Regions from separate parts of the Homo sapiens genome. Here region 2 is linked to region 1. The links are chromatin contacts, found by POLR2A ChIA-PET in ENCODE. All regions are on one chromosome and are shown on one strand. Each heading gives the region's core, a stretch centred on a gene start or an enhancer-like site at or near the end of the contact. The rest is flanking DNA. Distances are from core to core; before and after follow the strand shown.

Region 1 (2,500 bases), core at 1-2,500:
GGAGTGATCCTGTATTCAGTGTGTCAAGTCCACCTCCCCTTGGGGAGCCTTAAGAAGCCTCAGCCTGGGGGGATCATGTATGGCCTTCCTCCTAGGAGATGTGTTTGGATGATTAAATCCACGAGTGTATCTCAGTCCTTGGTGCAATGCCTGGGGCCGGATAGGTCCAGCGAGGTTGGATGTCGGCATGTAATCCCAGATACCCCACCTTCCACAGCTGTGCATCAGTGTTTCAAAGGAAAGTGATCTACACAGTTTTATTAAATAAACAACAGCAGCAACTTGTGTGTGGGGTAGGGAGTCTTAAAATCAGCAAGGTAAGGATAGAACGATGTCTCCATGTCTATCTGTGCAGAAACTGTCTTGAAACACTAGGACACTGTCATGGGCTGGATTGGGTTGTTCTTCACTCCCCTCAATTCATATGTTAAATTCCTAACCTCCAGTATCTTGGAATGTGACTGTATTTGGAGACAGGGTTTTTACAGGGGTAATTAAGGCAAAATGAGGTCATTAGGTCACCCAATATGACTGGCGTCCTTATAAAAGGGTTAATTTGGACACGGACACATACAGAGGGAAAACACTAAAGAGCTATAGAGAGAGGAGGGCCATCTGCAAGTTAAGGAGGGAGGCCTGGAACATATTCTCCCTCTGAGTCCCAAGAAGGAACCCACCTTACTGACACCTTGATCTTAGACTTTCAGCCCTCAGAAATGAGACAATAAATACCTTTCTGTTGTTTAAGCTGCCCAGCCTAAAGTACTTTGTTATGTATGGCAGCCCTAGACAGTTAATACAAATATTAATATCAACAATTCGTCACAATGATTCCTTTTGGGTTTTTAAATGCAAATGAGTGCCTAAACACCAGAGATGATTTTCTCTTTAGCTGAATCATGTGAGTATTCTGAGTCAAGTTTATATTTTTAATAAGTTAAAACATTTTGCCTTCCCCTTTCCGTCATCTGGTTGTGGTCATCTGATTTGAATAACATCTGCTTTCTTTTAGAATGAGAACAAAGCCGTTACACTCATATATAAAATACCTTCTCACCACCTGTTTTGGGGGATTAATGGTAGTTTAAAAATTAAGTGCAACTCAAGTTGTGGCCAAGCAAGGCCGACTGACTTCCTGAGATGTTAGGATCCTGTTCTTGGGGCCACCTCATTTGTTTGCATGGCTCCAGGGGACACCTTTCACATTGGGTATGACTGGAGCATCATCCTTGAAGGTGGGTGACTCTGCAGCCCTGCCTACCCTCTGGTGACATCTGAAGTGTTGTTGACATCAGCTTTAATTCAGAGGAACTCTACACAAATGTCTTGGGTACTCCTGTGTGCTGAATACTGTGGGAAGACCATTCTTCAAGGACTTTATGATCCACTCCAAAGGTGGAAAGGCAAGCCCACCTTCAATATGACATAGAACATGGTAACAAAATAGATGTGTAAAGCACTTTTGCTACTTAGAAACACTTTAGATCCATTTGACTATTTGATTTTTTCTAGCTTTCTTGAGGTATAGTTGACAAACAAAAATTGTATACATTTGCAATGTACAATGTGATGTTTTGATATATGTCTTAGTCCATTTTGTGCTGCTATAACAGAATACCACAGACTAGGTAATTTATAAAGAACAGAAATTTATTTCCTCACAGTTCTGGAGGCAGGGAATCCAAGATTGAGGGTCTGGCATCTGGTGAAGGCCTTCTTGCTGCCTCGTCCCATGGTGGAAGGTGGAAGGCAAGAGAGGATGAGAGACAAAAGAAGGCCCAAATTGTCCTTTTATAAGGAATCCACTCCCCAGATAAATGCATTAATCCATTCATATGGGCAGAGCCCTCATGATCTGATCACCTCTTAAAGGTCTCACCTCTTAATACTGTTACAGTGGTAATTAAATTTCAACATGAGTTTGGGAGGGAACAAACATTTAAACCATAAATACAGATACATTGTGAAATGATCACCATAGTCAAGCAAATTAACATATCCTCCACATTTACTTATCATTTGTGTATGTGATGAGAACATTCAGGATCTACTCTTAGCACATCTCAAGCATACATTCTCATGAACTTTCATAGCCATGCTGTACCTTAGATTTCCAAAATGTGTTAACTTTGAGTACCTTAAACTTTTTGAGGTAGTCTGTCACGCAGGCTGAAATGCAGTGGTGTGATCTCAGCTCACTGCTACCTCCCCCACCTGTGTTCAACTTATCTTTCCACTTCAGCCACTCAAAGTACTGAGATTACAGGTGTGAGCCAGAATGCTCAACCCATAATTCAAACTTTATACCCTTTTGTGACCGGGAATTGGTGGGGTTTTGGTCTCACTGACTTCAAGAACAAAACCGCAGACCCTCATGATGTGTTATAGCACTTAAGGTGGCACATCTGGAGTCTGTCCTTTATTGATGTTCAGATGTATTTGGAGTTTTTTTTTTCTGGTGGGTTCACGGTCTTGCTGGCTCAGGAGGCAAGCTGCAGAC
Region 2 (5,380 bases), core at 1,125-3,624, about 23 Mb before region 1:
TGTAAGTATTTACACATATACATGCTAAAAAGACCCCTAGGAATTTTTTAACAAGGGCAAAACAGTAACTCAGCTTGTTTTCTCGCAGTAAAACCGGTTGAAAAGGCCTGATAGACTTGTCTGCAGTTACAAAACTTGTGTGTAGTTATCACCTTTATATCTCCTGGAAACTAACATAGACAACCGAATGGGTTACAACTGTTTTTAAGTGAAATTGTGAGTGGCTCTGAAAAGAGCCTTTTCAATGAGGAAGAAACGGGCAGACTTATGCCCTTTCCCCACGGATGCGACGTGCCAGCTGGATATCTTTGGGCATGATGGTGACGCGTTTAGCGTGAATAGCGCACAGATTGGTGTCTTCGAAGAGTCCCACCAGGTAGGCCTCACAAGCCTCCTGCAGCGCCATCACCGCAGAGCTCTGGAAACGCAGGTCGGTTTTGAAGTCCTGGGCGATTTCTCGCACCAGGCGCTGGAACGGCAGCTTCCGGATCAGCAGCTCGGTGGACTTCTGGTAGCGACGGATTTCGCGCAAGGCCACGGTGCCCGGGCGGTAGCGATGAGGTTTCTTCACGCCACCGGTGGCCGGAGCGCTCTTACGGGCTGCTTTAGTAGCAAGCTGCTTGCGCGGAGCTTTGCCGCCGGTAGACTTGCGAGCTGTTTGCTTCGTACGAGCCATTTGCAATGAGAGCACACACAAAAGTGTAGTGAACTGAGAGCAAGTGGCCTTTAAATATAGTGAGAAACATTCTGATTGGTCCTGTAATATTTCAAAAGTCCCGCGCGATAAAATCATTGGCTGAAGAGTGACCAGACTGATTGGTTCATTACTAGACAATCTTATTGGATGAGTTGCCCCACCGCCCATCCTGTCCTTTTCGTTTCAGTTATCTGCAGCGACAAATTGTCTAAAATTCTAGTTCATCCAGTCCCAAAGAACAGAGTGTATAACAAGGTATCTAAGGATTTTTAAAATGTAAATTCCGATTCAGTAAGTTTGAGTGGGACTTGAAATTCTGCATTCCTGACAGTCTCGCAAGTTATCAATGCTGGTGAACACTCACTAAACCACCAGAAACGTTCAGACTCATGTCGGGAAATAACGCTTATATTCAGAGAATGAGATTCCATGCTATTTTGTTACTGGCGAACAGCAAGTTTCCTTGCCCTTTGTTTTCTAAGTCCAAGTCACATTCCCACCCTGCCTGTTCTCAAAATGTCTTATTTTGGTTGGCCTTAAGTTTCACTTTGTATACTCTAAAATGTACTTTCTAAAGGAAGGTGTTATTTTCTCGAAACTTAACTTTTTAACACCATTAGGCTAGGGGGGCGGTGGCTCACGCCTGTAATCCCAGCATTTTGGGAGGGCGAGATGGGACGATCACTAGAGGCCAGGAGTTCAAGACAACCCTGGCTAAAATGGTGAAACCCCGTCTCGCATAAAAATACAAAAACTAGCTGGGCGCGGTAGCAGACGCCTGTAATCCCAAGTACACAGGAGGCTGAGGCATGAGAACCGCGTGAAGCGGCGGGGTGGAGGTTGCAGTAAGCCGATATCGCGCCGCTGCACTCCAGCCTGGGTGACAGAACTAGACTGTCTCAAAACAAACCAATCCAAACGAAAAGCAAAAAATACCCTAACAGAAGCAAGTTATCATCCTTTCTTGTGTAACTATGGACGGCTCTGAAAAATGCCGTTTCAAGTGTAAGCTACGTTTTCTGATTTGAGTGTTTACTTGACCTTGGCCTTATCGTGGCTCTGTTATTTTGGCAACAGGACGGCCTGAATATTGGACAGGACGCCTCCCTGAGCAATAGTGACGTTGCCCAGCTGCTTGTTGACCTCCTCGTCGTTTCGGATGGCCAGCTGCAGGTGGCGGGGGATGATGCTGCGGGTCTTGTCACGTATGGCGCTGCCCACCAGTTCTAAGATCTCGGCGGCCAGGTATTGTAAGTACACTGGCGCACCGGCTCCGACCGGCTCAAAATAATTGCCCTTTCGAAAAAGATGACGGACTCTGCCCTATTGGGAACTGCAAGCCCGGTAGCGACGAACAAGTTTTTGCTTTAGCTCCATTTTCCACGTCCGCAAATAGCGACCTATGAAAGCAGCGGAAAACTGTGAAAGACAAGCAAGCTGGAATGGCGCCTGAACAAATCCTTTTATACAAACTGCAAGGCTGCAATAGGAAGCTATCCTATTGGTCAATTATGTTTGGTGCTTTATCCAATAGAAAAAGATAACATAAATTCCATATTTGCATAAACCCCACCCCTCAGTGAAACCGTGTTTCTTTTGTCCAATCAGAAGTGAGGAATCTTAAACCGTCATTTGAATCTCAGGACTATAAATACATGGGCTCTGAACTGTTCTCTGTACTACTCTGTAGTGGAGAGTGTTAGTAGCTTTTCTATTCTGTTTAGGAATAGCAATGCCTGAACCCTCTAAGTCTGCTCCAGCCCCTAAAAAGGGTTCTAAGAAGGCTATCACTAAGGCGCAGAAGAAGGATGGTAAGAAGCGTAAGCGCAGCCGCAAGGAGAGCTATTCTATCTATGTGTACAAGGTTCTGAAGCAGGTCCACCCCGACACCGGCATCTCATCCAAGGCCATGGGGATCATGAATTCCTTCGTCAACGACATCTTCGAGCGCATCGCGGGCGAGGCTTCTCGCCTGGCTCACTACAATAAGCGCTCGACCATCACCTCCAGGGAGATTCAGACGGCTGTGCGCCTGCTGCTGCCTGGGGAGCTGGCTAAGCATGCTGTGTCCGAGGGCACTAAGGCAGTTACCAAGTACACTAGCTCTAAATAAGTGCTTATGTAAGCACTTCCAAACCCAAAGGCTCTTTTCAGAGCCACCTACTTTGTCACAAGGAGAGCTATAACCACAATTTCTTAAGGTGGTGCTGCTGCTATTCTGTTTCAGTTCTAGAGGATCAACTGGAATGTTAGCGAAGACAAGTTTTAGAGCCAAGGTTAACTTGGACGGGGCCGTGCGCGGTGCCTCTTGCCTTTAATCCCGGCAATTTGGGAGGCCGAGGCGGGCGGATCACGAGGTCAGGAGATGGAGACCATCCTGCTTAACACGATGAAACCCCGTCTCTACTAAAAATACAAAATAATTAGCTGGGCGTGATGGTGGGCGCCTGTAGTCCCAGCTACTCGGGAGGCTGAGGCAGGAGAATGGCGTGAACGCGGGAGGCGGAGCTTGCAGTGAGCCGAGATCGCGCCATGGCACTCCAGCCTGGGTGACAGAGCGAGACTCCGTCTCAAAAAAAAAAAAAAAAAAAAATTAAAAAAATATGAAGTTTTGAAGCAGAAATTATTTTGTCGTATGTTCTTTCATAAATTTTTTGCCTGCCTGCCTTCTTCCTTTGTTACAGAACTCCAACACTTACCCAAAGGTAGCTGTTGGGTCAGGGTTTCTGTACTATAGTCCCTTCTGTGGTGGCCAGAAATATGTTACAGGAAAGAGGTCCCCATCCAGACCCCAAGAGAGGGTTCTTGGATCCCGCGCAAGAAAGAGTTCAGGGTGAGTCCGCAGTGCAAAGTAAATGCAAGTTTACTAAGAAAGTAAAGTGGTGAAACGACAACTACTCCATAGACGGAGCAGGACATTCCCGAAAGTAAGAGGAGGAAGGCATCCACCCTAGGTACAATACTTGTATATATGGGGAGATGTGCTCTGCTACAAGTTTGTGATAAAGGATTAATTTTCTTAGTTACTATATTTTGCAAGAATCAACATTATTATCTTTAAACAAAATTAAGAATGCCTTTGTTCTCCAGATATAGGGATATCTGGACACTCCTAAGTCTGAGTCTGTTTAGTAAACATTATTTATTTGTTCCCTTAACCGTAAACATCTAGAAGCTAGGAATGACTGACTTTCTGGGAATGCAGCCCAGAAAGTCTCAGCCTCATTTTCCTAGCCCTCACTCAAAATGGAGTTACTCTGGTTCAAGTAACTCTGACACTTTTCTTCTCTTTTTTTCTTCTTTTTTCCTTCCTTTATTTTTTATTTTTTATTTTTGAAATAAGAAATCAAGAATACTTGATGTTTCATCTAAAACAATACCCATAATTGATAAGCCAAAACAAAAACCTAGGTCTTCTAACTCAAAACTAGGATGTTTTGCTGTCTCTGCTGATACTCGGCTGATCGTTAATAGGTAATTAACAAACAAGCCTTGCTATGTCCCCCTCAGTTTATTACCATTAGATCATATGCCTACTGTCAATCATATTAATCCACAACTATGCATTTCACAAAACTTGCCATAAAAATTCACAGGTTTCCCGCTTCCCTCGAGTTTTCATTTCCGAAGGGTCCCATGTAATATAAAACTTATATTAAATACATTTGTATGCTTTTCTCTTGCTAATCTTTTTTTTTGTTTTTTGAGACTGAGCCTTGCTCTGTCACCCAGGCTGGAGTGCAATGGCGCGATCTCGGCTCACTGCAACCTCCGCTTCCCAGGTTCAAGCGATTCTACTGCCTCGCCCTCCCGAGTAGCTGGGACCACAGATACGTGCCACCATGCCCCGCTAATTTTTGTATTTTTAGTAGAGACAGGGTTTCACCGTGTTGGCCAGGATGTTCTCAATCTCCTTACCTCGTGATCCGCCCGCCTCGTCCTGCCAAAGTGCTCGGATTACAGACGTGAGCCACTGCACCCGACCAATCTGTCTTTTTGTAGAGGGGCCTCAAGCATGAACTTACTGATGGGTGAGAAAAACAGAATTTTCTTTTCCCCTACAATATAAACATTAATTGTAATGTTATCATTCAGGACATTTTGGTGACCAATCTTACAGAAATTTTATCTTGTGCAAGTCTATGCAAACCAATATGTAAATCTTCTATAAGTGAGATTGTATTTCACTTTTCTAGTATCCTTTTAAATTAATAAAAGAGATTCTAATGATTATTTTCATTACTGCATTTCATTGTAGGGAAGTAGATAATTGCCCTTTATTCACTGACCTTCGCTTTTTAAAAATTTAAACCATGTTACCATGAAAATGCTTTTCAGTATTTCTCTACACACAAGATTGCTGTAAGGGCAAAAATAGAGATAGGAATCATGCATCCATTGATATACATATTTTGATTTTTAATACATGTTACCAAGTTGCCTCCTGAAGGTCTGTTTACACTCTCACCAACAGGGTGTTTTTTCCTGACTTCCACAAATGCTCTTGAACAGTGGGTGTGTTAGTCTGTTCAAATTGCCGACATGAACAATTAAATCTCATTGTTGTTTTTATTTTTAAGACAATTATTGTTTGAGACTGCACATTTTGATAATAACATTTCTTCTATTATGGTTTGATTACTCATGATTCTTGCCCATTTTCTTTTGGGATGTTGCCTTATG

The links. ChIA-PET counts read pairs that join two places held with the same protein, here RNA polymerase II (POLR2A).
Region 2: POLR2A ChIA-PET joins it to region 1 with 24 read pairs in activated CD4-positive, alpha-beta T cell. The contact joins the promoter of H2BC3 here to the enhancer-like site in region 1. POLR2A ChIA-PET finds 5 or more read pairs at or near these places in 3 of 52 experiments (activated CD4-positive, alpha-beta T cell and activated naive CD4-positive, alpha-beta T cell).

What each region holds. Positions count from the first base shown.
Region 1 is chr6:2,861,546-2,864,045 of GRCh38, reverse strand. It overlaps the pseudogene SERPINB9P1. Among named protein-coding and RNA genes, the nearest start is that of MIR4645, 8.7 kb to the right of the region's middle. RefSeq lists an enhancer at 1,012-1,341. Within about 2 kb of position 1,250, at least 8 of the 41 ENCODE cell types and tissues checked have a DNase peak (open chromatin) inside an H3K27ac peak, as active enhancers do.
Region 2 is chr6:26,040,707-26,046,086 of GRCh38, reverse strand. It overlaps H2BC3 (H2B clustered histone 3), which reads left to right and starts at 2,374. Exons shown (of 1, transcript NM_021062.3): 1 at 2,374-2,860. The coding sequence starts at 2,430. The coding sequence ends at 2,810. It overlaps H3C3 (H3 clustered histone 3), which reads right to left and starts at 703. Exons shown (of 1, transcript NM_003531.3): 1 at 218-703. The coding sequence starts at 676. The coding sequence ends at 266. It also overlaps the pseudogene H2AC5P. RefSeq lists enhancers at 341-660, 1,891-2,130.